Regions from separate parts of the Homo sapiens genome. Here region 1 is linked to region 2. The links are chromatin loops, found by intact Hi-C in ENCODE. Cell type or tissue: thyroid gland. All regions are shown on one strand. Links, peaks and the distances in the headings refer to the core of each region. The heading gives the core; the rest is flanking DNA.

What was found. A loop is a pair of places that touch in the nucleus more often than their neighbours do. Peaks named below come from ENCODE experiments on the same cell type or tissue, not always from the same donor. Only the 100,000 strongest peaks of a DNase experiment are listed, where the experiment ranks them.
Region 1: a loop joins it to region 2, with 2.5 times the contacts of the local background. A loop is called at or near these places in 6 of 110 quality-filtered maps.

What each region holds. Positions count from the first base shown.
Region 1 is chr20:22,397,569-22,412,817 of GRCh38, forward strand. LOC284788 (a long non-coding RNA gene) reads right to left here. Exons shown (of 3, transcript NR_027090.1): 2 at 3,758-3,894; 3 at 2,765-3,543. Among named protein-coding and RNA genes, the nearest start is that of LINC01427, 120 kb to the left of the region's middle. RefSeq lists enhancers at 4,307-7,594, 6,224-6,333, 13,974-15,173 and a silencer at 8,343-8,637. In thyroid gland, for the core only: no CTCF peak of the experiment used is centred there; no DNase peak of the experiment used is centred there.
Region 2 is chr20:22,455,745-22,470,993 of GRCh38, forward strand. LOC105372562 (a long non-coding RNA gene) reads right to left here and starts at 11,501. Exons shown (of 4, transcript XR_937337.3): 1 at 11,412-11,501; 2 at 6,906-7,033. LOC105372563 (a long non-coding RNA gene) reads right to left here. Exons shown (of 3, transcript XR_001754711.1): 2 at 12,860-13,048; 3 at 12,283-12,320. RefSeq lists an enhancer at 259-1,073. In thyroid gland, for the core only: no CTCF peak of the experiment used is centred there; no DNase peak of the experiment used is centred there.

The DNA.
Region 1 (15,249 bases), core at 2,821-10,820, 60 kb before region 2:
TCAGAGTTTCTTGGCCTCTGAGTCTCCCAGTCACTCTGCACCCTCCAAATCAAGACTCTCCCAAGTTTCTCTGTCACATGGTGCATTTGAGAGAAATGTAGAAGTGGGACTCACTGAAACTGAGGCTGGATCCTGGAATCATGCCTTATGAGTTGCTTACAAGCTTTGTTCCCTCCTTTTTAGTGTTCTCACACCTTGTTAAAACATCAAGTGCAGGTTCTCAATACTGCAAGAGAAGAGCCATCTTCCCAAGCGATTCAACAGCAAAACATTTAGATTTCCTCCCACAAATAAATGTCTTGTTCTATTATGTGCCAGTATAGGAATTATGGGACATGATCATTCAGCACCAAATTTACCTTAGATATTACAGTGATGTGTAAGATATGGCTTTTGTTGACAAAGGATTTATTATTTATTGTGTCAACAGGTCTTCCCAATGCTCCCATGAAAAAAACTTCCCGTGACTTCCTTTCACCTCAAATTACAGCTCCCTGGGTTTCTCCTCCAACACCACCCTTCTGCACTCACTATTTCTACTTTCTGAGCAGCTATTGTTCCACAATTTGTCAGTTGGACTTCTGTACCATTCTCCATCAACAATCTACTGAAAGTGGTCTGGTAAAGGTTGACAGCAATCCAAGTTGTGAGGTCCATCAACTTCTCCATCATCCCACTGTCTGAAACACTCTCTCTGTCAATCACCTTCTACCTGCAGAAAACGTTCTGTTTCCTGACCAGTGACTTAGATTTGCACAGTGATCAAGCTTTCAATGCTTGTCTTTTCTTGTTCCTTGGTCTTTCTCATGTAGACTTACCAGTTCCCTTAACCTTCAACTATCTTCTCATATTCACGACTCCTAAATTTGTGTTTCCAGCTCATCTCTCTCCTGGACTAATACAAATATGAAATAGCTTCCTGATCCTCATCAATTCTCTATTCTTATCCACACCCTCATTCCTTACCTATTGCTGAAGTCATCACCATTACCCTCTAACTCATATTCCTATCTCTGGCCTTATGCCTATCCATCCCTTTCCTTTAAAATTATATTTCTATGTCAGATATGGTTAGCGCCTTTAAGGGTCCAAATGGAAACTTGGAGCATATAAGAAATAGAGTGCAGCTCTCCCTTCGCACTCTTGACTAAAATCTTCAGGAAAACTGTCATGATCTATATGAAAATCCACAATGCCTCTGAATATGAAGCATCCCTCCCCTGGAGTCATGCAATATCCAACCTTCATGGCCATATGCGGGGGTTCTGGTTCTGTTAGTAGGATCCCACATCAGAATAACCAGGTTGACAGAACACATATATGCCATTTAATTATAATACTTTAGATCATCCACATTTCCGACAAATGGTCTTTTGGCTCCTGCACCAACATCTTCAACAACTGGGAACTCTTTCTGAAAGTGTATCTCTTCTTTACAGAGTTCAGAAACTGAACTTGCTGCCTTCTTGAAGCTTTTCTTTATTGACAAGTTTTTAAATATTTTAAGAATATTCGGAACAAGAAAGCAGAATAACACAGTGATTAAAGGTACAACCTTTGATGATCAACAGATCTGTGTTGGAATACTTTCACTATTTACTAAATGATCTTAGACGAATTCCTCAATTGCTCTATTGCTTTGTTTTTTAATCTGCAAAATGGGGATAATATCATTACCCATCTTCTCCCTTTTAGGGTTCTGAGGATTAAATGAAGTAATGCTGGTAGTGATACACAGCACCCAGTCCATAGCAGGGGCTTGGTAAGGCTGGATACCTGCCCTGGCTAAGTGGGTTTTTCATATTTTCTTCCACCTTTCTCTATATTCTGTAATTATTGGCTCTTCCCAAGTCCTGCCCATATTCCTCTATATGTGGTCCTTGGAAATGAGGTATCTAGGCTTGAATGAGGCCTTCAGATGTGATCTTCAGGTCTCAGAATGGTAAACTTACTCCAACTTGCATCTGAGGCTTAATAGTATTCATGCAATCCAGAATCTTGCTAGGTGTTTGGAGAACCACACAATCCCTTCAACCTACAACAATGCTGCAAAGGGAGAAGCTTCCAGGTGCTTTCCCTGGACCTGAAGGTTTGCTGAATCATGGATCCTCAAGCTTGCGTTCGTGCGTTTGTGCTGGGATCCAGCACAGAACCTAACATTGGGTTCTGTTAAATATCTTATCACTTTTCTTCTAAAGAAACTTTGGAGACTCTTCATGACCTACAGAATAAAATCTAAACTTAGAAAACTTGTTGTCTGATTTCCCTGCTCTGCAGCAGGGATTCCCAGAGGTAAGTGGATGCCCCTTGCACTTCCAAGCCCACTGTTAATGACATGCATGGTTGTGCCACTTGTGGTCTGGCTAATTGCATATATTCGCCTCTCTCCTAGACTGTGAGCTCCACAAGAAATTTTGTTCTCCCTTGTGGGCCACGATGCCTAGTACAGCATAGATAACCAACAAATATTTACCAATTTTAAGTCAGGATTTGATCCTGACACCTGCTCCCTTCACCTGGGTGGAATCGGTTGGAGATGGCCCATGGCCTGCTTGGAGTTCACGTTCATGTTGCTTTCCATGGTTCCTCAGGGGCCTATGCAATTCTTTTTGAAAGCTCATTTTGGCTCCATAACACTCTAGATGTCAGGTTTTGCTTCCTTTTGTTTTTTTTCTCTAACAGCTTCATTGAGATTTGATTCATATACCATAACATTTACCTGTTTAAAGTGTACCACTCAGTGGTTTTAGTGTATTCACAGACTCATGCAACCATCACCATACCAATTTTAGAACATTTTAATCACCCCACAAAGAAACCCCATGGAGGGGGCAGGCATTCCCCATTCCTGCCCTCCACCCCCACCCCAAGCCCCTGGCAACCACTAGGTGCCTCCTCCAAGCAGTTCATATAAATAGACATACAGTACATGTGCTTTTGTGACTGGTTTCTTTCACTGAACATACTGTTGAGAATCAGCCATGGTGTGGTATACATCAGTTCTTTGCTCCTTTTGACTGCTGGGTAATATCCCCTTGTATGGATGGACACGCCACATGTTTTGATCCATTCGTCAGTGGATGAACACATGGGTTGTTTCTACTTTTTCTGGCTATCACTTTCAGTGCTGTCTGGATATAGTCCAATGAGGGTCACAGGAGAACAAGTAGAGGGTGATTTTTAAACGTGAGTAAATGATGCACACAGAGGTGCGTTTTAGGCCAGTGATGGTGCATAGTTTGCAGCATGCACACTGCCAGGCCCATACCCTCTTCTGGGTTCTCAAATCCCTTTTCTATGAAGATTATTTCTTCCCTTCTTAGTTAATTTCCTTAGATTCGATAGGCATCAATAGTGTGCTGTGGACGAATTCCGCCTTCTGAAAGCTCTGTAACTGGGACTCTATGAACAACTCGGGTGCAGAGAAGGATGAGCCTGTTGAGTGTGCAGGATCCTTTACTCAGCCTTGAGCCTCTCTATTCACTGGCATTTTACAGTCACTTCAGGCTGGAAGCCATGCTGTGTGCGGTACTCCCAGTTCACCTGTATGTGAACACAGGACACTGAGGAAAAGCATTTCAACAGCCTGACTTCCTCAGATACATACAACCTCTCCTCCCACCCCACACAAACTTGATTTTACTCTCCTTCCAGTGAGGGCAACATGTCAATCTCTTTTCAAACCCCACGTGGAAAGCCTGGCTACAGTTTTGGTAACAATGAGGTACTTTCTTCTCATTTATGTTAGCACTCTTACCTGCTTAGCCTCAAAAACCCCCAGTATAACCTTGCCTGAAGAAGTCGCTAAGGATGCTGGCATTATTTGTAAATCGATTGCAAATGGTACTCAGATATGAAGTTCTTCTGCGGTCTTCGTTAAAGCTTTGTATTATTCTATGTGAATATAAATAGATAATTATTTACTTAAAAAATATTTTGTGGGCTATAAAGGTAAATGCATAAACAGGTCCTACAAGAATATTCTTTATTTTTGTAATTAAAACTATTCATTTCTGCCAAATTTTCTTCACCTTTTATTTCATTCAGAATATTATTATTATTATTATTTGCTCTACTGTGGGCAAAGTTTCTAGAATAGCTCAAATTAAAAATATGTATATACTCCCTCACCCCCTTACTCTATTTATGCCATCAACTTTTCTCCATAAAAGAATCTCATTTTATGCTTTCATTTTCCACATTGAACTTTTGGGTACAAGAAAGTGGGGGTGAAATATGAGTTCAGATGCCTGCAATTGTCTTGGAATATTTTTCTGCACACTCAAAAGCCTCCATTATGAACAAAGTCTGATGTTCGTTCACCCAGTGATGAATGCTGACTTAGCCTGAGAAAAAACTAATTAAAAATGTTGTGGAAAATGCAAACGTGGTTGATTTAAACAGCCAAAAGGAATTATCCTCTTGCAGTGTAAACTACCTATGGAGTGTTAAAGTTCTTGGAATCAATTAGTTTCTAGAAACCAAACAAATGATGATCTTACTCTTGTCCCCAAATGATAAAACAAAGGTTTGGTAAAAGAATACTATACATTACAGTTTTAACATTGGCGTTTAAAATTTTCTGTTTGTTTTTATTTTCTAATTTTTAGATAACTAAAGCCTAAAACTACAGCTAAATAGGATGTTTTAATTCACGCTAATTACCATAAAATTCATGAGGTAGGATTTTTTTTCTTAACCTTTCTTATTCACCTACTCCTTGCTCCAGAATTTCATTTTGGAGTTTATCAGAACAAAATTCTTTCGCTGCGCTCTCCAGTCCTGTTTGCTGAGTTCCGCAGGGTTTGCTGACAAGTTCTACTTGAGTAAATTGTATTTAGACAACCGTATATTTCATTTAGGCCTTTTGCAATGACTGGGCCAAGGTCAGTTTTATATTCTCCTGAAATCATAAAGTGACACTTGAGATAAACAGAATGTTTACTCTCTCCATGTGAGCTGAGGCTGATATGTAAATTTATCCTTATTCTTTCATCAAATTTGCATTTGCCCTCTTAGCCAAACACTACAGACTTCCAAATCAAACAGTTTTGATGATGGTCAACTCTTTATGACCGATGGCCATATCAGAGAAAAAGAAACAGCCATTTAGATTAAAATGAAAAGCACAGTGCAACATAACTCTCCTCTCTAGGTTAGTGGTAATTGGATGAACTTTCATACAAGAGGTGTTTTGATGCTTCGCTGCTTACCAGTAATTACCACGGGCTTCCGGCTTTGTGTGTGCCTGTGATGTACCCTTTATCTGTGACGAACACACCATACTCACCTATCATCATTTTTTTTCCGGTCAAATAAACCAAGTACCTCTAAATAGATTCTTTATATTAAAGAAGGAGAAAAGAAAGGAAGGCGTAACAGAAAGACTTGATCCTCTCCTCAAATGAATACATTTGCTAACTCTAGCAAGAATAAGACACAATAAATAATGACAATACACAAGGTAGAAGATGAAAATCAGAACTCTAGATTTTGTAGACTGTTGTCTTCCTATGAGGTTATTCTGTTTTCCAGTGTGTGCGCTCTACAGAGGTGACTTGTCGCCCAGGGCAAGGAGGTGTGTCACTCGCTTACTCCAAGGTGAGCTGGAATCTGTTAGGTAAAAAGCTCCCAGTGCCCAAACAGCCTCGGGCCCGGTGAAAAAAGCCACTCCCAGCAGCTTAAATCTCTCTGATGCAGTTAAACAAGAGGCAGCCTCTGAGAACGTGAGGGATAAAATTAGTACCTGTGTTTGCTTTCCATTCTTTTTGAACAAAAGGAGCTATTTCTGTGTTCTGAGTTTGCAGAACACAGAGGGGATTAAGCAATGGGACCACACAACTCATTCCTTTCAGGTTGGGGGCTGGGTTAAACACTCAGCATAGCTCCCCGGGAGCGGTAGCGCCCACTAGGTTTTATTCCCTCCTGAAAGTTGTGCTATCGGGGTCTTGCTCAGGGGAAATAGAGCTCCACAGCCCTGCTTGTGTTTTGTTTCGGCACCAAATGCAATGCTAGCAAGTTCAAAGCAAACGGTCTGCGAGACAGGCTGCACAAAGAAGAAAAAAGTGGCATTCTTTCAGGAGCTCCTGGATTCTGCTTCCTGTAAGGAATAAAAAATGAAGACTGTTGGCGCTGAGCCTTGCTAGGTTACTGAAGATCTCCCACTTGGAATGTCAGACACATCAGTAAACGACTTGATCCAGAAACAGAACTAACGTAATTCACGCCATTGATACAACAGGACGAGTGTCTCTACCCAACTTCAGTGCTTGTCTTATGAAGAAGAAGACCAAGAAAAAGAAAGAAAGGAAAAGAGAAAGCAAAGAGGCAAGGGAGTGTGGGGGAAGGCAGAGAACACAGTTTCCTTTTCAGTGTGGCTGTCAAATGGCGATCTAATTGTGGCCGGGCTGCAGGAGAGCAGATAGCTTTTCTGAAGCCCGCAAGTATTTCTGCCATTCACCAGGCCGAAGGATGCCACACACAGTCTGTTTGTTCAACATAAGCAAACAGATTGTAAACTGGCTGATAATTTTTGTACTGACAATGTCATTTACAGCTGTCAGCCTTTCGTCTGCCTTGTTTGCTTTATTCAAATATGAACCAAGTGGACCTCCCTTCCAGCGCTTTCTTCTGCATTAAAATCACATCCATTCCCTTCCAAGCTGTCTTATCTAAAATTCATTGGAGGCCAATCAGTTGGCTGAATGCTTTGTTGTTTCCATGGAGGCAAGAAGTCTAGTGTGGACTTTCGGGGATTAGGAAGTTTCAGATTTACAGCCTTGAAGTGCGTGTTTCTTTCAGTTAGCTTCTTTTGATTGCAAAGAGGCAGGACATTTAAATATAATTTTATGTCTGAACCAGGAAGCAGTGCTTTAAAAACGTAATCATTCTGGTTTGTGGCTCCCTCTTGCCAGCACTTGGCCTTACTTCTTCTGGTTTAGTCCTTGGAATGTGCCACCCTCGCAGCATGGATTGGCATTCTTCCTCTGCCCCTAGGTCATGACGGCTCCTTGGCCAGCGGGCACTGCTCAACTGCACCTCTTCTCTAAAATCCTGGCTTTGATCCTGCAGCCTGTCAGGGTGTCACCCACAAATCTTGAAGCCTCCTCTGTTGTGAGTGGAGGTTGCAATACCTTCTGTTAAATAATTCACATCGGACTGGCTGTCTGGTGGCAGGCAGGCAGCTGCAGATATTGCCACTTTGCTCAGAGAGTACAGGCACAGTCTCCTTAAAAAAATAAGCCAGTGGCAAAGTTGCCTACTTCCCTGCACCTGGTGCTGGTGAGAGTTCCTAATTCCAGGATGTGCTTAACTCTGAACTTCAGCCTCATATTTTAAGGGCAACATCAAGAAAAAAGTGATGTTTGTTCCTGGGGATGGGGAGCCTTGCTGCATTCTTGGGAAAAGAGTGTTCTTTTGGCAAACGTGATTTCTGGTCTCTTACTCAAACAAGGAATATCTTAAAATCATCCATGATGTATTGGGCAATTCATTACTTACACTGAAGGCTTTAAAACATAACATCACTGGTACTCTGATTTGACTTTTGACTGTGGCAATTTGTTTAAGTTTGTTTCCCAATGCTTAAAACGGCATAAAGTTAATCAACCTCAGTAAGTGAATATTGAGAATATATTATATGTAACAATAAATTCATCACAAAAACTTTTATATATTTGGGATAATTTCAAGTTGCATCCCAACTGAAATTTGCTGTTTTTTTCTTTAGATTTATTGCAACCAATCTCAAATATTTGTTTAGTATCAACTCTTAGCTTAGAATACATAAATCCTACTACAGGTACCAAATGAATATTACTCATGAAGTCATTTGAGAAAAGTTTGAGGTAGTGTCCAATCTCATGCTAGGTGGAATTTGGTAGAAAGTATGTATTTTTTAAAAGTTTCAGAGAAAAGAAGACTCAATAGAGGTTGCCACATGGGGGAATATTCATTCTATCTATTTAGTCAACATAAGAAGCATACAATACTATGAGGAAGCTGGTAATTTTATGTGATAACAAGCTGTGCTATTATAGAATAGAATGTATTAGTTGCACTTATGTGAACTAATGTGTTGTATGGACTGTGATCTGGTACATAGGCCTGCCTATTCTTTGTTTCGTTTTGTTTTGTTTTGTTTTGTTTGAGACAGTCTCCCTCTGTTACCCAGGCTGGAGGGCAGTAACACGATCTTGGCTCACTGCAAACTCTGCCTCCTGGGTTCAAGCGATTCTCCTGCCTCAGCCTCCTGAGTACCTGGGATTACAGGTGCCCATCACCACACCTGGCTAATTTTTGTATTTTAGTAGAGACAGGGTTTCATCATGTTGGCCAGGCTGGTCTCGAACTCCTGAGCTCAGGTGATCTGCCAGCCTTGGCCTTCCAAAGTGCTGGGACTACAGACTATCTGTTCTTTAATATAGAATGTTATTAACGGTCTGGAGTCCCCATGGTTACAATGTGTCCTGCTCTCTTGGAAGGCCACGCAATTTGCTACAGCTGAGACCTTGTTTCCCTATGACTTCAAAGAAGACCTTCTTGTTGTAAAACAAAGCATTAGTCTTTGCTTTTTATCTTTAAGACTTTAATCCTACTCTGGTGTATGTAGGGATATTTAGCTGTCAATATCCTGTTTTTTATGTTCTATTGAAATTATAATCATTTTAATATGTCAATTAAAATAAAATTGATCTACTTACTAAATTTTTATGCAATTTAGATGCTATATAGTTGATCAGTCACTAAAGTATTTATCTGAACCTATCCCCTACCATATAAAAAATTACAGCACCCTTTGTGTGCAATTCCAAAAAGCAAGAAGCTCTGAATACTGAAATTTTAACATGACATGAACTGTACTGAGAATATGTAAAATCTTTTATTCTGCATGCATTTGCTGCAGAAATATTTGTGTTTAATTATGAGATTGCTCCCCTAGACCCCACTGGGTATTTTATTAAACACATGGAATATTGTTCATCTTATCTTTAAAAATCTTTAAGTTGCTGGATTCTGAACACTTTCAGACCCAAGGGTTTTGGACAGCATAGCACATACCTGTCTAAGGTGTGTTTCATGGTGACTCTATGAGAAGCAGATTAACACTCACACAAACTATTAAGACTTGTGGCTGAAAGGACTCTGCTGTGAACAGACAGGAAGAAAATTGTAATTAGAAAAGGAAACTAAAACTTTGATCATATATGAGAATATAGAGGAGAGGAATTGGAGAAACAAGTTGTTGGTACAGCAGTCTGTAAAGCCAGGACAGCTGACAGCATCAATTTGATGTTTGGCGAACAATAGGTGGAGAGAAGACAAAGAGTTCTAAAGAAAGATAAAGCACATGAGAGAAAATGGAAATAAATGTGTCATCTGAATGAGGTATATTTTCTCCTTCTTTGCACAGATATTGCAACTCTTCTACAAGTTTGAAGTTACATCAAAACAATTTTTTAAAAAGTCAATAAAACCCCAAAGGAAGCATCAAAGAAAGTGAAGCACTCACAGAAAAACAAAGAACCTTCTTTGACGTTTTCTCCCTTTTCCTTTCAAGTGGCTAAAGTGGAAATGAGCAATCAGAAATGCAGTGGAATAAGAGAGAATGTAAGAATAAAGAAAAATGGGTGGAGAAAAAGAAAGAGAAGAGAGAAGGGGAGTATATCTGAAAACCATGTTTTGATGTTGTCTAACTCTTCAATAGTAGCTTACCGAACATCCCCTATTGTGGGGCTCTGGACACATATCTTAATTTTTGTGTGCCTCAGTTTCTTCATCTGTAAAATGGGAGTGACATGGAATCCATCTCACTGGATTGCCATGAAAAGTAAATAAATAGAGATTCCAAAGGAAGTCTCACAAGCACTCAGCAGATATTTGCCACATTTGCTATTGTGATGTTTATTGGCATTATTCCTACTGTGTGCCAGGGCGGTGGGCCACGATTTTCTCATTCATTACCCTCTTTTTACTTACAACAATGCTCTGAGGTAGATACTAATATTGTTCCCACTTTACAGATGGAGAAACTAAGGCTTAGAGAGCTTAACCAACGCAGGACAAATATGTGAGGACTTGCTTGGAATGAAAACACATCTAGGATTACAGGGATGGAGGAACAAGGTCTGAGGGAAGGCTCAGCCACAATAACCACAGGAGGAGACTGCAGCAGGGAGGAGCTGCTGGGGCATCACATGTACATGGTAGTGCAGGGGGCCTCCAAGGAGCCACATGAGGGGCAGGTGAGCAGGTAAGCTGGGCAGTCCTCCCTCTTCCTCCTGTGCTAAGCAATCCCAGAGGATACTTGCCTCAGCCTGATAGTGGTACGGTAGTGCCCTCTTATGCTTGAGGAATACATTCCAAGACCCCACTGGTTGCCTGCTACTGTAGATAGTACCACACCCTATGTACACTAAATAACTAAGCCGACTAGTAAGTGACTGATGGATGGTGGTGTCTACAGTGTGGAGATGCTGGACAAAGGGATGATTTATGTCCTGTGCAAGACAAAGTGGGGCAGTGAGGAATTTCATCATGCTACTCAGAATGGCGCACAAGTTAGCATTTATGAAGTGTTTATTTCTAGAATTTTCCATTTAATATTTTCAGACTGTGGTTGACCACAGGTAATGGAAATGGCAGAAAGTAAAATCATGAATAAGGAGGGACTACTATATTCTGGTAAATGTCTAACAAATGGCTCTCTGGCAAAAAGTGTGTGTGTGCGTGTTTGTTACAGATATCTAGAAGAAAATATGGGAGAAAAGTTCCTTGACATTGGTCTTAGCAATGTTTTTTTTTTTTAATATGACACCAAAAGCACAAGCTACAAAAGCAAAAATAAGCGAGCAGGACGACATCAAACTAAAAAGCTTCTACACAGCAAAAGAAACAATCAACAAAACAAAAGGCAGCCTATGAAATGGGAGGAAATATTTGCAAACCATAAATCTGATAAGGTATTAATATCCAAAATATATAAGGAACTTACACAACTCAATAGCAAAATAACCAAATAACTCAATTAAAAATGAGTAGGTATTTTTCCAAAGAAGACATATAAATGGCCAAGTGCATGAAAAGGTGAGCAACATCATTAATCATCAGGGAAGTGACAATCAAAACCATAATGAGTTATCACTTCACACCTCAGGATGGCTATTATCAAAAAGACAAGAAATAACAAGTGTTGGCGAGAGTGTGAAGAAAAGAGAGCCTTTGTGGTTGGTTGGAATGCAGACTGGTGCTGCAGTATGAAAAACTGTATGGAGATTCCTCAAAAATTTAAAACTAGAATTATCATATGATCCAGCAATTCCTTTTTGGGTAATATATCCAAGGGAAACAAAATCAGAATCTTGAAGAATTATCTGCACCCTCATGTTTATTCCAGCATCATTCACAATAAGCAAGACATGGAAACAATCTAAGTGTCCACTGACAAGAGATCAATGAATAAAGAAAATGTAGAATACAATGGAATACTATTTAGCCCTTAAAAAGACAGAATTCTTGCCATTTGTGACAAAATGGATGAACCTGGAGGACATTATGCCTAGTGAAATAAGCCAGACACAGAAAGGCAAATACAGCATAATCTCACTAATACATGGCATCTAAAAAAGTCTGACTCATAGAAACAGAGTAGTGGTGATTAAAGGCTGGGAAGTGAGAGACATAGGGAGACTTTGGTCAAAGGGCACAAGGTTTCAGTCATAAGATGAAGAAGTTCTATAGATCTAATGCATAATTGGAGAATGTATTGATAACTTGGAATTTTACGAGAGCAGATTTTAAGGATTAACACACATACACACACACACACACAAATAGTAACGAGTAGTAGTGGACGTGCTAGTTAATTTGACTGTGGTAATCATTATGCAATGTATATGTATATCACGTCATCTCATAGTATACTTTGAATATACATTTTTGTCAATTAAATATTTTTTTAAAATATTATTAATTATAAATTCCATATAGCTAATTGATTTTAACAGAATTCTTTTGTTGATTTTGCTGAACTTTTGCCCTCATAGCCAACTACAAATCAATTCTTTTTTTTTTTTTTTTTTTTTTGAGATGGAGTCTCGCTCTGTTGCCCAGGCTGGATTGCAGTGGTGCAATCTCAGCTCACTGCAACCTCCGCCTCCACCTCACTGCAACCTCAAGTGATCCTCTCACCTCAGCCTCCCCAGTAGCTGAGACTACGGGTGGGCACCACCACACCCGGCTGATTTTTGTATTTTTAGTAGAGACGGGGTTTTACTATGTTGGCCAGGCTGGTCTCGAATTCCTGACCTCAAGTGATGCGCCTGCCTTGGCCTCCCAAAGTGCCGGGATTACAGGTGTGACCCATCATGCTCAGCCTACAAATCAATTCTTGATCACTCTCAGATTCTGCAAAGAAGCCCCTCACCTCAATGATGAGCAAATGCAACTCCAACATGAATGTTAGTTGATGTTTTTGTTGATGTTAAGTAGTAAAATGAAAGTGAAACAATGAGGACATATATTGGGACTTTAGTTGTTCATCAGTGGAATGAATGGCTTCTTTGTTGAATTGGAGAACAGTTTTCAAATACTCAAAAAATATTTCCTGAAGTATGCTTTATGTGTTTTCATAATATAATGGCTATAAACGCAGCACATTTTTAAGTTTAACCTGCTATATTAACATTTTCTCCACCACTTTCTTAAGTCTAGACAAACAACGAAACAATAAATCAAGCTCTGATTTTCAGCATTTGCCAGTTTTCACGGCTTGGATACTCTCATCACAGATGAATTCAAACTATCAACATGAACATGGATTTGGCAAGAGGTACCAACAGGATACCAGTATCTACAGGTCTCATGAAGGAGGAAGCATTTGAATTTGGCTTGTAAAACATGGGGAACTTTGTATAGACAGAAATGGAGGGAGAGGACATTCCTGGCAAAAGACACACTTAAATAAAGGCAAAATAGGGAAACCGTTTTGACATAGAGAGGCATCAAAGGGCCTACAGAAGACACCAAGAAAGACATGCAGGACCTTGGGAAAAAGATCTGGAATGTGATTTCAAAGGACTCTGAATTCCTTTCTTATCCTATGAACTTTCCTTTTATCCCATTAAAGGTTTCGTTTCCTTTTGCTTTTGTTTGGTGGGGAATAATTTGCATGTTTGTATTGTTTTGTTATATGGAATGGAAGACAGAAAGGAAGCAAGAAGGATGGTGTGAAATGGTCAGATTTGATCTTTAAGGATAGTACTCTAATAACCAGAGTTGTGGAAGGGATGGAAGCTGACAGACTAGAGGTGGGGAAAGTTGGGAGGAATTTACAAAAGTCAGCACCAGAGGGAATGAGACTGCACCAGGCCACAGCAACAAGAATGTCAGGTCCAGTGGGCTTGGATGAGGCCTAACTTACTGCCCTCTATGTCCCCAATAATCTAAACAGGGCCTGGCACACAGAAGGTGCTCAGCGACATTTGCTGAAGGAATGAACGACGGAAATGTAAAGTAGGGAGGAAGGGGGAGAGATCTCAAGTTTGTTCATATCAGGAAAATAGCTCTGAATAATACTGAATTCTATATAAAAAATGTAATGCATTCTGTATCAGAGTTTCCAAAAAATATTTTTAAAAACTATGTTGCTGCTTAAACCAGCTCTGACGGGAAGTTGAAAGTATTGCTTATAAGCCACAATTTTATAGGAATCTTATATGTACTATTGAAGTAATGTGGATAATGTAAGGAGATTTTTCTGAATGTAGATCACATTATTTTTCTGGGTACTTGCCTTATTCTAACACTACCTTCATTCTTTGTTCCTTCTTCCTTTTCAAGGGGTTAATAGTCTGCAAAGAATCTATTAAATGCATTTATGGAAACTTCTCATTATGAAATGCTTCTTAGGAATCCACCCAGGGAATAATTTGGGACTTTTTTTTTAATTCAATTACTTCTTTTTCCTCTAGGTAGGAAGCAGTTGGGAAGGGTTATACTGAACTACAGGAATTAACTCTGAATCCAAATTTTGAAGTGTGTTAGTGGCGGCAAACTTCCTTCTCCGAACATTGGTATGACTCAGTATTAAAGTGCTGGGCTCCTGGATGATAAGAAGTCTGTGTGTGGGGGTGACCATTGTATGTACATGTTCGGTTAATCATTACAGGCTTCTCTGCTTATCACCACAGTGGTGCTCACCACAGGCCAGCAAGAGGAATGATGGATTTCTCCCGAGTTCTTGGCAGGAACTGAGCTCCACTGGTTTTATTCTGAAGCTGCTAACAGAGAGCCTCCCACCCTTGCCCTTATCACTTTTTATTCTTCTACATCCTTGAAATTAATGAGACAATGAGTTGGTTGTGGTGACCGTTTCCAGGCCTGTGGCTGCTAAGCTAGCGTCCAAGTCTGGCTGAGAGGTGGGAGGACTACGGCCAGGAGATGTTGGGTTTCACTACATGATGCAATGCTCTAATTTGCTGAATCATAGTTCCTAATTTCCTGGAATCCAAGAAACATGGCCTTGTTTACCCCCGTTTGTACTTAGATTCAAGGGCTGGACATTTAAAGATCACCTGTCAGTCAATCCGCCTCCTTAAACTAAGATCTCCAAAGCAAGATGTGCCATTTTGTAAAAACTTCTATCCAAGTTTAACAGGCAGAAAGAAAAGTGAACATATCATAAATGTACCACCCAGTGATTTTTCACAAGCCAAGCACATCCTGTAACCAGCACCCAAATCGAGACGAACACCACCAGCCCCTTGGAAACCACCGGCTATTTCCCTTCCAGCCAACGACTTTACCCTCCCCAAGATCCCAACCATCTAGCCAGCAGCATGATTCATTTTTGGACTCTAAATAATTGGAATCACATCATATTGACTCTTCTGTGACTGGCTTCTTTTTCTCAACTTTTATCTTTGCAAGATTCAACCATATTTTTGTGCTTATAGCTCACTCTTTTTTCATTGCGGTATACTATCACTTTGTGCTACTATACTATTATTTATTCATTCTAAAGGTATTGTTTTTATGCTCTAAATTTCTGGGAGAGGAGTTTTTGCCACACCCCAATACATTCAGACTTTGAATCATAATTTTAAATCCTCTTTTATTATTATTATTATCTTTGCTGTCTCCTACATCCAATTATTCTAATGAACTTCTAATGATTTCATGGCTTCATCTCCCTTCTCATCAGATTCATTTACAAACATCACCCAAGAGCACGGATCTGACCACATCCCT
Region 2 (15,249 bases), core at 4,955-12,954:
ATCATTCGTACACACTATGCAGTTCAACAAATCCTTCATGAAAACCCAGTCGGTTACCCTGAGAAAAATGTGTGGCCCAAGACATATTTATCGGGGTGGATTTCTAGTAATGTGATTGACACAAGGCTCTTGTTTTTTTGGTTGATAATTTGTTGTAAAGGAAGTAAGAGATGGTGTAACATACAGGCTTTCTCTGCATGTGTGTGAATGTGTATTTGCATGGGTGTTTCCTTTCACTTGAATTGAACTCCTAAAGACCACACTGTATTTTTCCTTAGTTTGAGCAACAGAGAGAGGGTTGTGACTTTCTTCTCAGGGTAGAAAGAAAATCATTTAATTTTAGCCACTTTATTCCTGGTCTTTGTGTATGAAGAAATGAATCCACATCTCTATTCCTTTGGCTTAGGACAGGGCACGGGGAGGTGGGGTATGCTTGGAAAAGGCCAGGGAACAGGGGGCGTATCCATCTGACTCCTTGACATTCTTCCAGGGAGAATCCTCCTTTGTTCCTTCAGGCAAGTGAGTTAGAGAAGGCTTGTAATTACTACATTGTCACGTTAAATTAAAAGCAATGCCCTCCTGGTGGCCTGTCAGCTTAAGAGGCATCCCTCTCTTTCAGGGCTCTGATGTGGCTCCTGCCAGGCCCTTATTGTGCTGGTGAAAAGGCCAAGTGAGTCTCAGCCTATTCCCATCCAGAGACATTCTGGAGTAGGATCCTGGTACATTTCTGCCTTAGGGTTGTGTGTGAGTCTGTGTGTGTATTTTAAGTTTGAAAGCAGACTGGCTTGGCTCTTATACAATCTCTACTCTGAAGTACATCTGGCAAAGACACCGTGGCTCTTTGGAGGCTGTTGATTCCACGGTGAATAGAACAGGGCCAGCATGCCCCGGGATGAGGCATGTCAAAGGAGCATCCAACCGCAGTCTCCAGGAGGAAGGTAGGAGCCAATGCCATCACTAGGGACCCAATGCCTTCTTTGAAAATTACCTTCCTTGTGGACTAACGTGTTTTCAGGAGAAAACCATTGCATTATAACTAAAGGCTGCATAGAGACCTTGTCAGCCTCAGCCTGAGATGACAGTATTCAGAGCATATCCTTACCTGGACAAGGACTTTGGGGTTCAGAACCTAGTTTTGAAAGAACTAACCTCAAATTCCCATCTTCAAATGTCTCTGAGCAAGAACTTGGACAAGTCGCTTGGGCCCCGTGAATCTCCTTGCAACCTACCAGAGACTATTTTCTATGTTATCTGTTGCAGCGACTGTCAATGAGCTTATATGAGTGAAGCGAATTCTAAATTGCCAAGTAAATAAAGATTTGGTATTTAGGAAAGAGAACAGGCTATCTAGTGTGTTACCTGTGTTTGGAAGGAGTTAAAAGGAAAATGCTTGATCAAGGCAAGAAACAAGGTTAAAAGTACTCAAGGCTTTTTTCCCAGAAGTTTTATCGAGTCTCATTAGGGAGTCTAACATAGAAGGGTCTCCCTCTAAGCAGACTAAACTGCTGGCATTTACTGCAGGTTATAAATAGAGAAGCAAATCTCTAAAACTAGTTTAGGGTCATGGAAAGGACTACTTTCAATCAATTCCTCATAAATAATATTAGGAACATAATTTCTAATAAGTTACTCTTGCACATTGGTTTCTCTGAGAAACAGACACTGAGATAGAATTGGGAGTGCAGAGTTTATTGGGGGATAACAGTGTTAAAGCAAAAGGGAGGAAGGAAAAAGTTGGAAGGGTCATTGGACCACAGTGCAGACCTGGCAAAGTCTGTGTCCACCACAATGGGAGCTCAGAGAAAAGGCGACCCCTTGGAAGAACCCCTCACTGGGCAGAAGTTGCAAGGATCTTGTACCACTGCTGTGCTCTGGCACTGGCCAGGGGCTGCCCTGTAAGAGCTCACAAGCTGAGATGTGTCTGGAGGCTGTGGGCTCATCTGAATCCTTGCAGCTGAACAGGGAACCCTCCCTTGAAGAGGAATTTGTCATACTGACAAACACTCCCCTCCTCATCCTCATCCCTTCCACCAATATTCAGAATGTTACCAGCAGAGACTCACCGAGATCAACACACTCTGTTGATCAATCCTGCTTAGGACTTGATCCACTATTACATTTTCACTGTAGGACGTGTAAAATGTACACAATAAAATATTTGTTAATAATCAGATCAGATGAATCTGGTAAACTCTTAAAAATTGTCATGATTCTTTCTTATGACATGAAAATTGTATAGTTGTAGAATGCAGAGTTTCCTTTGTGCACTGGCTGCCAGAAGTCTGAAAACTATGGGGAATTTTAGCCTGGGCTTTTGATAAGTATGATCCATGATGTCCTTTCTCTGCATGATTCTCAAACTCTTATTTAAACCTTTTATTTCTTATACTTTATGTTTAGTCTCCATAAATGCTTTTTGGAAATATAGAGAGATAAAATATAGACATGGATATGGATCTCTATTATTCCAGGAATCAGCCAGGGAATTGTGTTTCCACTTGAGCACCCATTCTGGCTCAGTCAGTTCTGCCTTTTGTTTTGCTTTTCCTGGTCCCCCCACTCCCTTACATAGCCTTTGTCAGGTGGTGTCTGCCTCCACATCCTCATCTTTATACCAACTCACTCTATGAAGCTTAATTCAAGTTGTGGGTCTATCAAAACACACAGAAAAAATGGCCAGGCCCAGTGGTTCATGTCCGTAATCCCAGCACTTTGGAGGCAAAGGATGGCAGATCACTTGAGCCCAGGAGTTGTTCGAGACCAGCCTGGGCCACATGGCAAGATCTCATCTCTACAACAAATACAAAAATTAGCAGGCATAGGAGCAAGCACCTTTAGTTCCAGCTACTTGAGAGGCTTCGGTGGGAGGACGGCTTGAGCCCGGGAGGTGGGGGTTGCAGTGAGCCAAGATTGTGCCACTGTACTCCAGCCTTGGGGACAGAGCCAGATCCTGTCTCAAAAAACAAAAATAAAAACAAGCACATACACAAGGAAAAACAAAACCCTCTTGGCATCCCCTGTCTGCAGTCTGTGACTTGCCATTGTGGCTCTCCTGCAGAGATGTTGCATCCTACTCCAGCCATGCCACATCACCACGCCCAAGCAATCCCGCAGGTAAGTCACAGAACTGCTCTGAATGCGAGTTTCTCATCTGTGGATTCGAGCTGAGCTTCCCTTCCTCTCGGTGTGGCTCTGAATGAAGCAGGAGCATGTGCAGAGCACTGTGTACCTGGGTGACCCTTCATGCCTCACGTCCCATCTTGAGACATCCACAGTAACTGTGGGCCACATGACAGTATAAAGCACCTATCCAAAGTCTCCTGGGTGTTTCTAGAGGTCAGGCACAGGTAAGTGTTGTTTTCTATCTATGAGCTTCTTGTAAGATGACCAATGAGGTTTTTCCCCACATTTCCTGCATCTCCATTAGTCTTGGCAGTGCTATTAAGCGTCTAATAAGTTACTGCTTTTAATGATGACTAAACTCCAAAGGGGTTGTCATTTTATCACAATCTTTGGGTGGAGTAGAGGGGAAGGCATGCTGCTCCTAGTCCTCATGAGTCCACCCCACTTAGCTGTTTTAAAGAAAACAAAAGGCCAGGCACAGTGGTTCTCGCCTGTAATCCTGGCACTTTGGTAGGCTGAGACGGGAGGATTACTTGCTGACAGGAGTTTGAGACCAGCCTGCACAGTGGAGCGAGACCCTGTCTCTACAAAAGATAAAAGTAAAAAAATTAGCCAGGTGTGGTGGCGCACACCTGTGATCCCAGCTATTCAGGAGGCTGAGGCAAGAGGATCCCTTGAGCCCACGATCTCAAGGCTGCAGTGATCTCACAACTGCACTCCAGCCTGGGCAACAGCATGAGACTCTGTCTTAAAAAACAAATAAATAAATAAATAATAAAGAAAAAAACAGAATTAGCAGATGTCAATGTTATCTCTTGCTTTTTTTTTTTTTTTTTAATTTGCTTAACCTGCAGACCAATACTTTGGCAGTCTCAGTGTTTCTCAGGATGGCACAAAACCCCACATAAAATACACAGAGCAGCCACTTGCTGAGCCCACAGCCTGAGGCAAACAGGGTTGCCCTGACCTGCACTGCCAGCCTTAGGCCACTTCTGGGGTTCTGTTGGGGTGGGCAGGACAGACATGCAGGTGGAGGGAAGGAGCCATGGTAAGGTAAATCCCAGGGCTTGGATAATGTGGGCTTCTCAGCAAATCAACCATGTCACATGACACAGGTAGTAATGATATTTGATTAAGCATAGGAAGTATGGTGAGTGTAGCTCATTTTTGATATTCTGATGTCATTATTTCAAGTATTAGTTGTGATTTTATGGGTCCTAAGAATTTAACAACAACAAAAAGCAAGCTTTGGCAAAAGTGTTGTGCCATATTTTACACTAACTTTTCAACAAATAACACATACTATATTGCTCTTCACCTCTTAAAAGCAAAATTAAAACCAGTATAGCCTGGCTGTTTGAGGACCCTTCTTTTCCATGCAACTTAATGTCCCTGGAGCTAGGTGACTGGGAAGCATTCCCTGTCCTCTTTTCATGGCAGAGATGATAGAGGAGTGCAAGATAGTGTACTGGCTCCCTACCCACCAGAGAGAGACTCAGCCATCTGTACTACTAGCTTCGCTGAGTGGCAAACACCTGAACTGGAGGACTTGCTTCTAAAGAGGAAATGCTCACCTTTATATTCAGCAAATAGGTATGCATACCTCAAGAGGCCTTGCTGGAAGATTTCATCACAATTTGTGGATGGTAACAAAGAGAAATCCCCAACTCACTGGTCCTCACTTTTCCCTCTACCCTCCCTGCATCCTTCTGACCCAGCCAAAACATTTCCTCTGAAAAGTTACATGCCTGTTCCAAAGACAGATCCTGTTGCTCCTTGAAGTATTCCAAGCCAGGCTTGCACCCCAGGGAGTGACAAACAGACCCACTGGGGCATGGGAAGAAAATATTAAATCCTAAATTTATAAGTATTTTTATCTCACTATGTAAAAAATAACGTTTGTGTGTTTCATAATATTCATGATATAATAATATACTTGTATGTATAAAATAAATACATGTACCTATGTTACGGTACATGCTCCTCTTGAAACTTATATAGAGTACTTAACAAAAACCACTGGAGATAACCACCTTGCAGAAGACCTCCTCCAGATACAAATTTCCATTACTCACTCACGCACATACTCAGGTATTCTGAAATTTGAACTTTGGAAAGAGGCAAATAGTACTGCTGCTCTGCAAAGTACAAGGTAATCTGAAATTGCCAGCTTGATGTAATCAAGGCTGACTTTCACTTGGCTTTGTGTGCATTTGAGTTTCTCCCTACTTCTGCTTTACCTGCACAAATAACACCAGTCTGGATGCAATAGGGATATTGGCTTCACTATCAAGGAATGTGTCTCACTTTTAATTGAATATCTTATTCAGGAATGTACACCATATGCTCTGTTGCCTACCAGCTGAACTGAAGAAATCACAACAAAATCTAATGTCAATTGTCTTATAGCCTCTTGAGCACAGGTCAAATCACATTACAATTGGTCGTCCACATTTAGGGGTTCTGCAACCACGGATTCAACTAATCTCCGATCAAAAGTATTCACCATCCCCCATAAAAGTTAATTGCAGCTCTACTGAATATGTACGGACTTCTTTCTTATCATTATTGCCTAAACAATACAACTATTTAAATACCATTTACATTGTATTAGATATTATAAACAAGCTAGAAATAATTTAAAGTATACAGGAGGATGGACATAGGTTATATGCAAATACTATGTCATTTTCTATCAGGGGCTTGAGCATCTATGAATTTTTGTGTCCAAGGTGGGTCCTAGAACCAATGCCCCGTGGATACCGAGGGACGAATGTAAATCTTCATCTCATACTCCAGGGAAATTCAAAATCCTCCTGACATTTTCATTGATTACTAAAGGGATTATATTCTCAAAGGAAACTATGTCTCCAGGCTCCAACTTCTATTTGTTTCCAAATTTCATCCCAATATTGTGGCACGTCTCCTTTGTCTGTGCCCATATTTTGTAACCCACTGACACAAAGCACTTGGTAATGAATTAGACTTCAGTAACTATTTGGGCTTCATACAGAGGAGTCACACTGTGCCCAACACCAAGCACTTTAAAAGGTTATGTGAGCTGCTCTTCATCTGGTATCATGATTCCCATGGCTGGGTACCTCATGCAGCCAGCTTTCTGCTATCTTATTAGTTCATTTCTTCTCCTCTTGCATATCAACCTGGAAATCTGACTTATCCTATTACAACAAGAAATCCAATAGCTTCCAGCTCTAAACTTGCATACACCTTCAAGTTTGTCAGACCAGAACTGGCAGAATTTCCATCTTATCCAGTGAGTCTAATAGAAGGCAGTTGTGGAATACATGATGATTTTTCCTCTGATGTGGGCAGAGGACAGAGGCAATCACAGTACTTGACTTAAAAACTCTTCATGCTTTCAGACCCACCTCAGATACCAAAAATTCGTAGATAAAATATGCCCCATTCTACACCACCACCAAGCTGAGTTAGACAACATACAAATTCAGGAGTGGAGGGGAGTTGTTTTAAAAAACAATTTGATATTTGATATTTGATAGTGTTTAAAGACACCATGGATGCTTCCTGGTCCTGTGGAGTGGAGCTGGACACCTGGGTCTTATTATACAAGGGACTCTGGATTTGGAAACCCCCACTCCTGCACTGCCAGGGCCAATGGAAGCCCAGTGGAGTGTACGACCACATTATGCATGTGAGCAGCAGGGCAGGGGATGAAGTAGTCTCTGCTGATGTCCATGCAATCCACCCCACCCTTCTGCTCTCCCCATACAGGTCTCCTTCCCACGCCACTTTCTCTTTACCTCTGAAGCTGGCCTGTCCTTCCATGCCCTCCTCCGGTTTCCCATCCACCTTTAACACACAGCTTAGGGCAGTTTCTTCTGCAAATCCACCATACTGATGGCTGTTTGTAGTCCCCAGTAGACATTCTCTACAGGAGTCAAACGAGAATTCACAAGAAAGGATGTAAAGCTATGCTTTGAAATGAGAGTGAAGCACCATTCTCTGACATGCTTACAGCAGGTTTCTTCTCAATGGCAGATTTATGGGGGATTTTATTGATTCTATTTTCATCCATCTGTATTTTCTACAAGAAAAGATTTTTGCAAGAACAATATTTTTCTTAACAGAAAAGAAAATGAAACAGTAAGTTATCTTAAAAGTGAGGGCATGCTCTGTGCAGGATCTAGATTTTATGCAAAAAAAACCCCTAAAAAATAAAAAATAAAAATAAAGCAAGAGTGCTTGCAGAGGTTCCAGGACAGGCTTCCCGCATGCACAAGCTGGAGGCATGCTGACCTGCTTTTCAGCCGGCATAGGGTGTTTAAAAATTGAATGAGTCATCAGCATTTAGAAATCAAGATACTTGGCACATATATCGGGCACCTCCTGTGAAATCTGTCCACCCAGCCCACACCAATTCAACTCCCAAGTCCCAGGCCTGGGTCCACCTCAATGAGCTTGGGGTGCTCTGTCCACAGGACACGGTCTCCACTACTCCCCACTGTGCTGTCTATACTGTCACCTGGAGTTGGAAGCATTTTGTTATCTAACTGTGGGTATCAGGCACCAACTTCCTCCTTTGCCTCCTTAGGACAAGGACCACATGGCCCCTGTGAGATGTTCTCCGTGGGAAGCATGAAGTTCACAGTGCACCTGCTAGGTTTGGCGGCCTGCAAGCGGCCAGAGGCTGTTTGCTGGGAGGAGCTCACTCATGCCAGTGAGAGATGAACTGAGGGAAATGAGTTTTACCAGATCCTGGAAGAGAAAGGAGCAGGGCCCGGTGGGTGGGCCCACTCATTTCAATAAGAATCCAACGTCTCAGTGCTTATCAAAAGCAAACCAAGCCTGCAGGCCCTTTTCAGGTTTATGGATCTCCAGTCCACATCCAGGACCTTTCCTCAGGATTAAATGAAACTTAAACCTGCTAAATAAACACAGGCACAAAATAATCATTGAGAGTCATTCACTGAGCATCAATCATCGCAGCCAGAGTGTTTCTCGTCTTGACAGCTTACTGTAGGGAGGGATCCCTGAGTGCTCAGGAACAAAGGTGAGGGGAGGGAGGAGAATATAGCAACAGAGAGGAAGATCTTTATACAGCAAGCTCAGGAAGAAAATTAAATGAAGAAATACAGTTATCAACAGAAAGAGAAATCCAAAATTGGGTGAGAGGTTTTTGTGGTAGAGGTTACAATGGGCTCTTCTTTCTCCTTTTAATCCAAAGTAATAAAATGCTCCATTTTACTGAGTTCTCTCTGTGGCAAATACTGTGCTGAACACTTCATTCATTTATTTATTATTCATTCATCTACTTATTCACTTACTCCTGTGTCCATTCATTCATTCGTTCAGCAATGTATCTCAGGTGCTGGCAATGCAATGAACAAGGCAAGGGCCCTGCTAAATGAAGGAGACACATGAATATATGATTTTAGAGAGTAATGCATGATATAGAGAAAATAAAACCCAGGAAGGGGAGGGAGGCTGGGAGTAAGAAGTTCTCCTAAGTCAGCAGCTCAGAGGAGGCCACCCCAAGGAGCAGGCTCTGGAACTGAGACCTAAAAGCAGATGCCATTATCAAAGGCCCCTGGGCAGGATGCTGCAGAGAAAAGAAGGGCAAGTGCAAAGGCCCTGCTGTGGACCTGGTTTGGCAGAGCTGAAAGCAGGCAGGAGGACCACATGCTGACCTGCACGTGGAGTTCTGCCTATGTGAATCTGGCAAGCAGCAGCATCTGGTGGTCAGGGATGCCAAATTGGGCTGACCCAATCTGAACCCAGGGTACTGCTGCATTCCAGACCCAAAGAAGCTGCTTTTCTTAAGCCAAGTCCCTGTGGCTCCTAGAAATCCTATCAGTTTTTCCATGGATTTGACAGATATACATATTCACACACACATGCACACACGCACACACACACATGCACAGACACACACACACATATATGGAGACAGATTCAAATGTACTGAAGGGGAGATGCTGAAGAACCTGAGTTCTCACCTGAACTCAGTCACAGATTATTCCCCAGGGGCCTAAGCAAACTTGGAATGGAGAAACCACCTCCCAGGAGACAACAGAACAGCGCCCAGCTCTGCAAGGCAGGTTTCGTTCCACTCTCCGCTTTTGCCCTCCTGACTCAGTGTCCAAGCTCTCTAAGCCCATGGTCTCCAGGCTGCCTCTTCTACCAGGAATGGCTGTGGTACTTGTCCCCTAACTCCCTGCAGGAGATGCTGTGCGTGTCCTGGGAGAGCAAGTGGCTATTCCTGTGTGTGCTTATGTGACACTGTCCAATTCCAAGCACCTTTAAGACTCTCATCTTCAGAGCTCAGGGCTACTCTTGAGGCAGGGCTGAGAATAATCTCCATTAGCCACTGATAGGAGCTGATGGATAAACACCCCACCTCCTTCTCCTCTGGCAGATGTCTTGGAGGCATGCCATGCCTACTGGGGACTCTCCGAGAGGTCCCCATTAGCACTGAGCCCAGTTTTCCACAGTGGTAACCCGATGATGACAAACCCTTCATGGCTGCCTCCTCTTCCTTTCCTGTGTCACTTCCCCACCCTCCCTGGTGCATCCTGGGACTACCTCCCACATAAACTTCTGGTCCTTGTTTCAGAGTTTCCTTTCAGGGACACTAAACCCAAAGCGCTGCCTAAGGTGCTAACTGACAATCAATCTTCAGGACTCAGCTTAGAAGTCACCTCTTCCTGCACACTTTCTTTGATCTCCTTTCACCAACACCAATGTTTGGATCAGGAGTCTTTTCTGCAGGCTCTCTTACCACACAGAAGGTGACCAGTGTTGTTCATTAACAAATGACGTGTCCCTCGGTAACAATCAAATGCAGGGAGTGAGATGTGAAGCCACCATGCGGTCCCCACACAGCTTTCTACAGAAGCATCTCTCCAGATCCAATCTGCCCTGGCCTCACCTCTGATTAGGACTGGGTCCCCTTTGGAGGTCACACTGATTGATTAGTGCTCTCTGGGGACAGTTCTATTGACAATGTGGCTCTTCTCAGAAAAGCACAGCAAAAACAACCTTTCAGATTGAGGCCAGCTTCCATTGCTCAATGTTAGATATTTTTCCTGGAAATATCTGTTGGAGAAGGGATATTAACTACCAATAAAAGTCATTTCTCAAACCACAGTGGACACATGGACCCAAGCACACAATGGACTGTGAACTCCAACCTTTGAAAGTCAAGCCTCTGCTTCAGCATTTGGCCCTGTCCATGATGAAATTATTTCCTTTCCCCCAGGAACTTGAACTGGTAAAGTGACCTCCATGTTTAACGTATCCAGGCAAAAAAGGCACTAAGTCTCTATAATTCAAAGATCAAAAGTACCTAAAATAGATCTTCATTGGTTTGAACTTGAAGGAATTTTACCTCCAAACTCAGATTAATTTCTTGGCCTGAACCCAAAGTAAATGGGCTTGTCTTCTTTGCATTTTAAGGTAAATGTCTCTTGCATATCTGCAATAGTTCAGGGTAGCAAATAGCTGATAAGCCACTGAGAGGTTCATTAGTCATTTTCAGAAGGTGGCTCCAGCAGGAGGTCCATGGGCTGAGCAGTGCAGGCAAGCACACCGGAACTGAAGCTACCTGAACAGAGAGTGTGTTTCCCAGAAACAAACTGGAACAAGAAAAAAATACTCCACAGTGAAAGGTGAAGCATGGTTTCTGGGATCTTTGGAAAAAGAAAGATTCCTTGAAAGCCATATGGCTCAGGACCATTGGAAAAAGCGCTTTGAGGGCTTGGCTAAAGGTGGAAGGGGCTGAGATTCTAGGTGGACAGCAAACTGGAAAAGCCATTGGCCAAACCCCTCGATGAGCAGTGACTCCCTGAGCTTCTCATGCAGATGCAGAGGTGAAATCAAGCCAAGAGGGCCCTGATGGTGACATGCTTCACTTGTGTTCTCTGGCACATAGATGCATGAAATGGGGCACCAGTGCTGGGTTTGGGATAGCTGGGCTGCTTATGAATATTTTTTCCTTTAGCTTCTTTGTGCTGCTTCACACAAACCTCAATAGTGGGGCTGGTAGTTGAGTGCAAAGCCCCGGTGGACACACACATCTACACACAGCCACAAAGGTTACGAAACAATAGTCCACAGACAGGAAGGAGAGGAACTGTAAATAAAGGGAATGGGAATATGGTACGTTTCCCCATTGTGTGAAGCAGGGTCGGGGCAAAAGCTGGAGACTGTTGTAAAAAAGAGTCCTGGGCAGGTGCTCAGAGGACAGCTGTCTCGCACAAAGAAACCTCTTATTAAAGCCACTGTGTTCACTGTATAATTGTATTTACCTGTAGTGTCTTCTGGGCATTACTCATTTGCTTCATTATTGCCCAGCTGAACATTTTATTTTCCATGATGGGGAGTTGATTCTTCCCTCTGTCCCTGCTGAGCATCGATATGTTCTTTCAGAATTGGGAGGTATCAGGCCAAAGGTGCAGTTACCAGGTTGGGTTCTAGAAGACTTTGCCCTGACATTGTATAAATTATTCAGTAAATGAGGCGACAAGGCCATTGAAGCTTGGGCTCTTTCCTGTCTGACTCCCCATCTCATTCTAGTCAATAGCACACCTAGCAGAATTCACGTTTGGAATGGCCTTTGCTTCTGACAGGGAGAGAGCCAGCAAAACTGTTGGTAGAGGGGATCTTCGGGTTTCATGGCACCTACCCCTTAAAAACATTTAGGGGAATGTGTAGGGGAGAGAGATCTAGATCTGGGAGGCTTCTGGAAATGTCGGGTGGGAGTTCTGGAAGGGCTGTGCTGTGCCCGCTGAGGCCCATGTTCGGCACTCTGATACAGAAAAGATGATTCTCTTTTAAATAATCACAATGGAATAAACCCTTTATTTAATAAGAACATTTTACAAGCATAGAAATATGACATGTTTTCTGGAAGTCCCATTGCAATTCACCTCCAAGAAACTATCACTTGGCTGGTTGCAGTGGCTCATGCCTGTAAGTAATCCCAGAACTTTGGGAGGCCAAGGCAGGCGGATCACTTGAGGCCAAGAGTTCAAGACCAGCTTGATCAACACGATGAAACCCCATCTCTACTAAAAAATACAAAAATTAGCTGAGCGTGGGGTTGCATACCTGTAATCCCAGCTACTTGGAAGGCTGAGGCAGGAGAATCGCTTGAACCCGGGAGGTGGATCTGAGATCGTGCCATTGTACTCCAGCCTGGGCAACAGAGTGAGATTCTGTCTCAGGAAAAAAAAAAAAAAAAAAGGAAAAAAAAAAAAAGAAACTATCACTTACTGGGGTTTGGTATGGCATCAAAAAAGAATATCCACAGCTGATTTGAAAACACTATTTAAAAATTTCCTTTTTCAACAACAATCAGTATAGTTTTCTTCCTATACTTCAACCACAATAATATAATACAAACAGATGAACTCGGAAGCAGATACGAAAATCTGGTTGTCTTTTTAAGCGTGAAATTAAAGAGATCTGCAAAAATGTAAAAAACATCACTCTTCTCCAGAATTGTTTTTGTTTTGAAAAATAGTTATTTTTATTTAAAAACATGTTATTCATGTTAGCATTTAACTGGTTGATTATTATTTCAAGATTAATAAATGCATATTTTTATATTTCCTCAATTTTGATTTCTAATATGGTAAATATAAATAGATTTTGCCCACATACGTAAAAGCTCTCTGGGGACTTCAGTAATTTTTAAGAACGTAAAAAGCCTCAAGACCAAAGAATTTGAGGACTCCGAAATTCAAGTACTCACCCAACTTAGCTTTAGAGTGAAGGGTGGAACCTTTGGCCTACCAAGATCTATTTGTCAGTTCCAATCAGAGAAATGTCAAAATCTTGAAGGATATATTTAAGGAGTCCAGAAAGGTTTTCCATACCAGCCTATCAGTAAAGCTCAGAGCTTAGTTCCTTCCTGAAATCTTGTCCACCGGCTCAGCCAAGTCTGCAGAGTGGGGTGAAAGCTTAGTCTTAATAAACATTCATCTAAGCAGCCCCTTCTCTTTTTAAGCAAGGGGCTTCTGAGATTAGGTGTTCGCATCAGAAAGGGGCGGGCACATGTGACACCCTGAGGACATCTGTCTCATACAAGGTTTCTCTAATACTCACAAGCAAATGAGAGCTGCCCAAAGGAGCAGACAGAAAGCAAGTCAAACAGCCCCTAGCCCTGCTCTGCAGGAATAGTGCAGAACTGATCCATGGCAGGATCTGCAGCTTGGATGCTATCTTTCAATTTCCCCCAGGGTGGGTCAGTTGGAGCTGGAGGATGTGCTGGCGAGATGCCCCACCCATCGCACCGTCAGGCCCTGCGAGGAGGAGCACTCCATCTGTTTGCTCATTGAGGAAGACTAGGGTGGGATGTATTACAACCACCACTCCTACTGATTCTCAAATTGGAAGACCAGAGCTTGCAACACATCTATCATCTCCAAGACCTGTTGCTGTTGCTTCCTAGAGTAAGAGAAAGTTTCCTAGATACAGTTTTCTATGTCTAATTCAGACAAAGGGCAGAGGCCCTGAGAGGCCTCCAACTGCAGAAGACATGCTTAAACTTGGAAATTCCAGGCCGTTAATAATCACAACCTGAAAACACAGCATTGTCAGCGGTGGCTGTTGGAGTTGGTCAACTTCGCTAAGAGGCATTCAGTTTCTCAACTCGGTAATGCTAAGAAGCTACTTCCCTTAGGCAATCTTGCTGATTTTGGTGAATCTTACAACACTCATTTGGAAAATTGCTAAAAATGACTATGTTGAATAGAAGATGGCACTCGCCTTCCCTTGTGATTTCTACAGAATATCCTGAAATTGCTTTTGCGTCAGATAATACACATCTTTATTTATAGTGCTGTGCTGCTTTAAATCGCAACCAAAGCCTGCATAATACTTACCTACATAATATTTTATTACATTTTAGGTTTGCATGTTTAGAAAGCATTTAAATTTTATGAAAAACAATACAGATAGTTTCCTGATTGTAAGGAAAATAGAAAAATGATAAAAAGCCATCTTTATCTTTCATGAGAAGACACCAAGCCTGGGTATGTGTTCAGTTATATCTCCTAGAGTTACCATGATGCTTCACCATCACACCTTTTAAAACAAATTAGTCATGCATTTATTTATTTGTTCAACAAAATTCAAAGTATCTTCTAAGCAATGGAGTTGAAGAACTTGAAAGAATATTGTAAAATGTAAATCATGAAAAATATGACAGAAGAAAATCAGTCACTTTATAAATACAAGTTGGCATTATGTAACTATTTTTATTTAATGTGTTTAACTTTTACAGATGATGTTTTTTAGAAAAAGATTTAGTAATTTGCTCAAAGTCACACTTAATTTTTTCAAGCATCAGAAACCAAACAAAACAAAAAGAAAGAAACATGCCTCCCTCAGTTTTGGTCCAAAAATAGGTATTTCATAAATATTTGTTCCTTTTTTTCTCTGAATTCAGATCCTGGTCGTCTTTCCCTAAATTTCCTTTTTTCTTTTGTCGTGGTTATATAGAATTGAATATTTATAATGAAATAGACCTGCTGACTGGGTCACAGTGATAAAAGATGCTGAATGCTTCTGGTTCCAAGTAGTTGCAGTTGATGAATGAATCCCAGGTCCTAGCAACTGTGCTTAAAGGGATACACCTGCTTACAGGTGGTTAAGGGGAGATCTATTTCTATACATGGGACTGCCATAAATCAGAAGGAGATCAAAACATTTAAAGCCAACCAAGCAGGCAACATTTTTTGAGTAATTGAGGCTTGTTTTAGAAAACAAAAAATGTCTGTGTTAGTCCTTGTCTGTCAAACATTATTCTCTGTTTGATTAAGCTATACAAACAGCAGGACTCTGATGTAAGCAAGATTTTTTCTTTTTGTATGCTGTACATAAATGTCTTTAATCTTTTGAGTTAGGAATTTATTGGTGGAGTCTTCATGAGTAAATCCAGCAAATCTCTGAAATAATTTTCCCTCCAAAAGGAAATAGAGCAGGGAGGAGGCAGAGAAGGGTCAGTGAAACTCAACCCAAAAACAAAACAAAACACATTTTCCTGGAACAACAAAGTAGGTAAGAGTCCAGCTGACTTTTAGCCAGCTTAAGTCTGGGGTCTGGGTGAATGTGCCTTGGGTCAGGTGACGATAAAGGGAC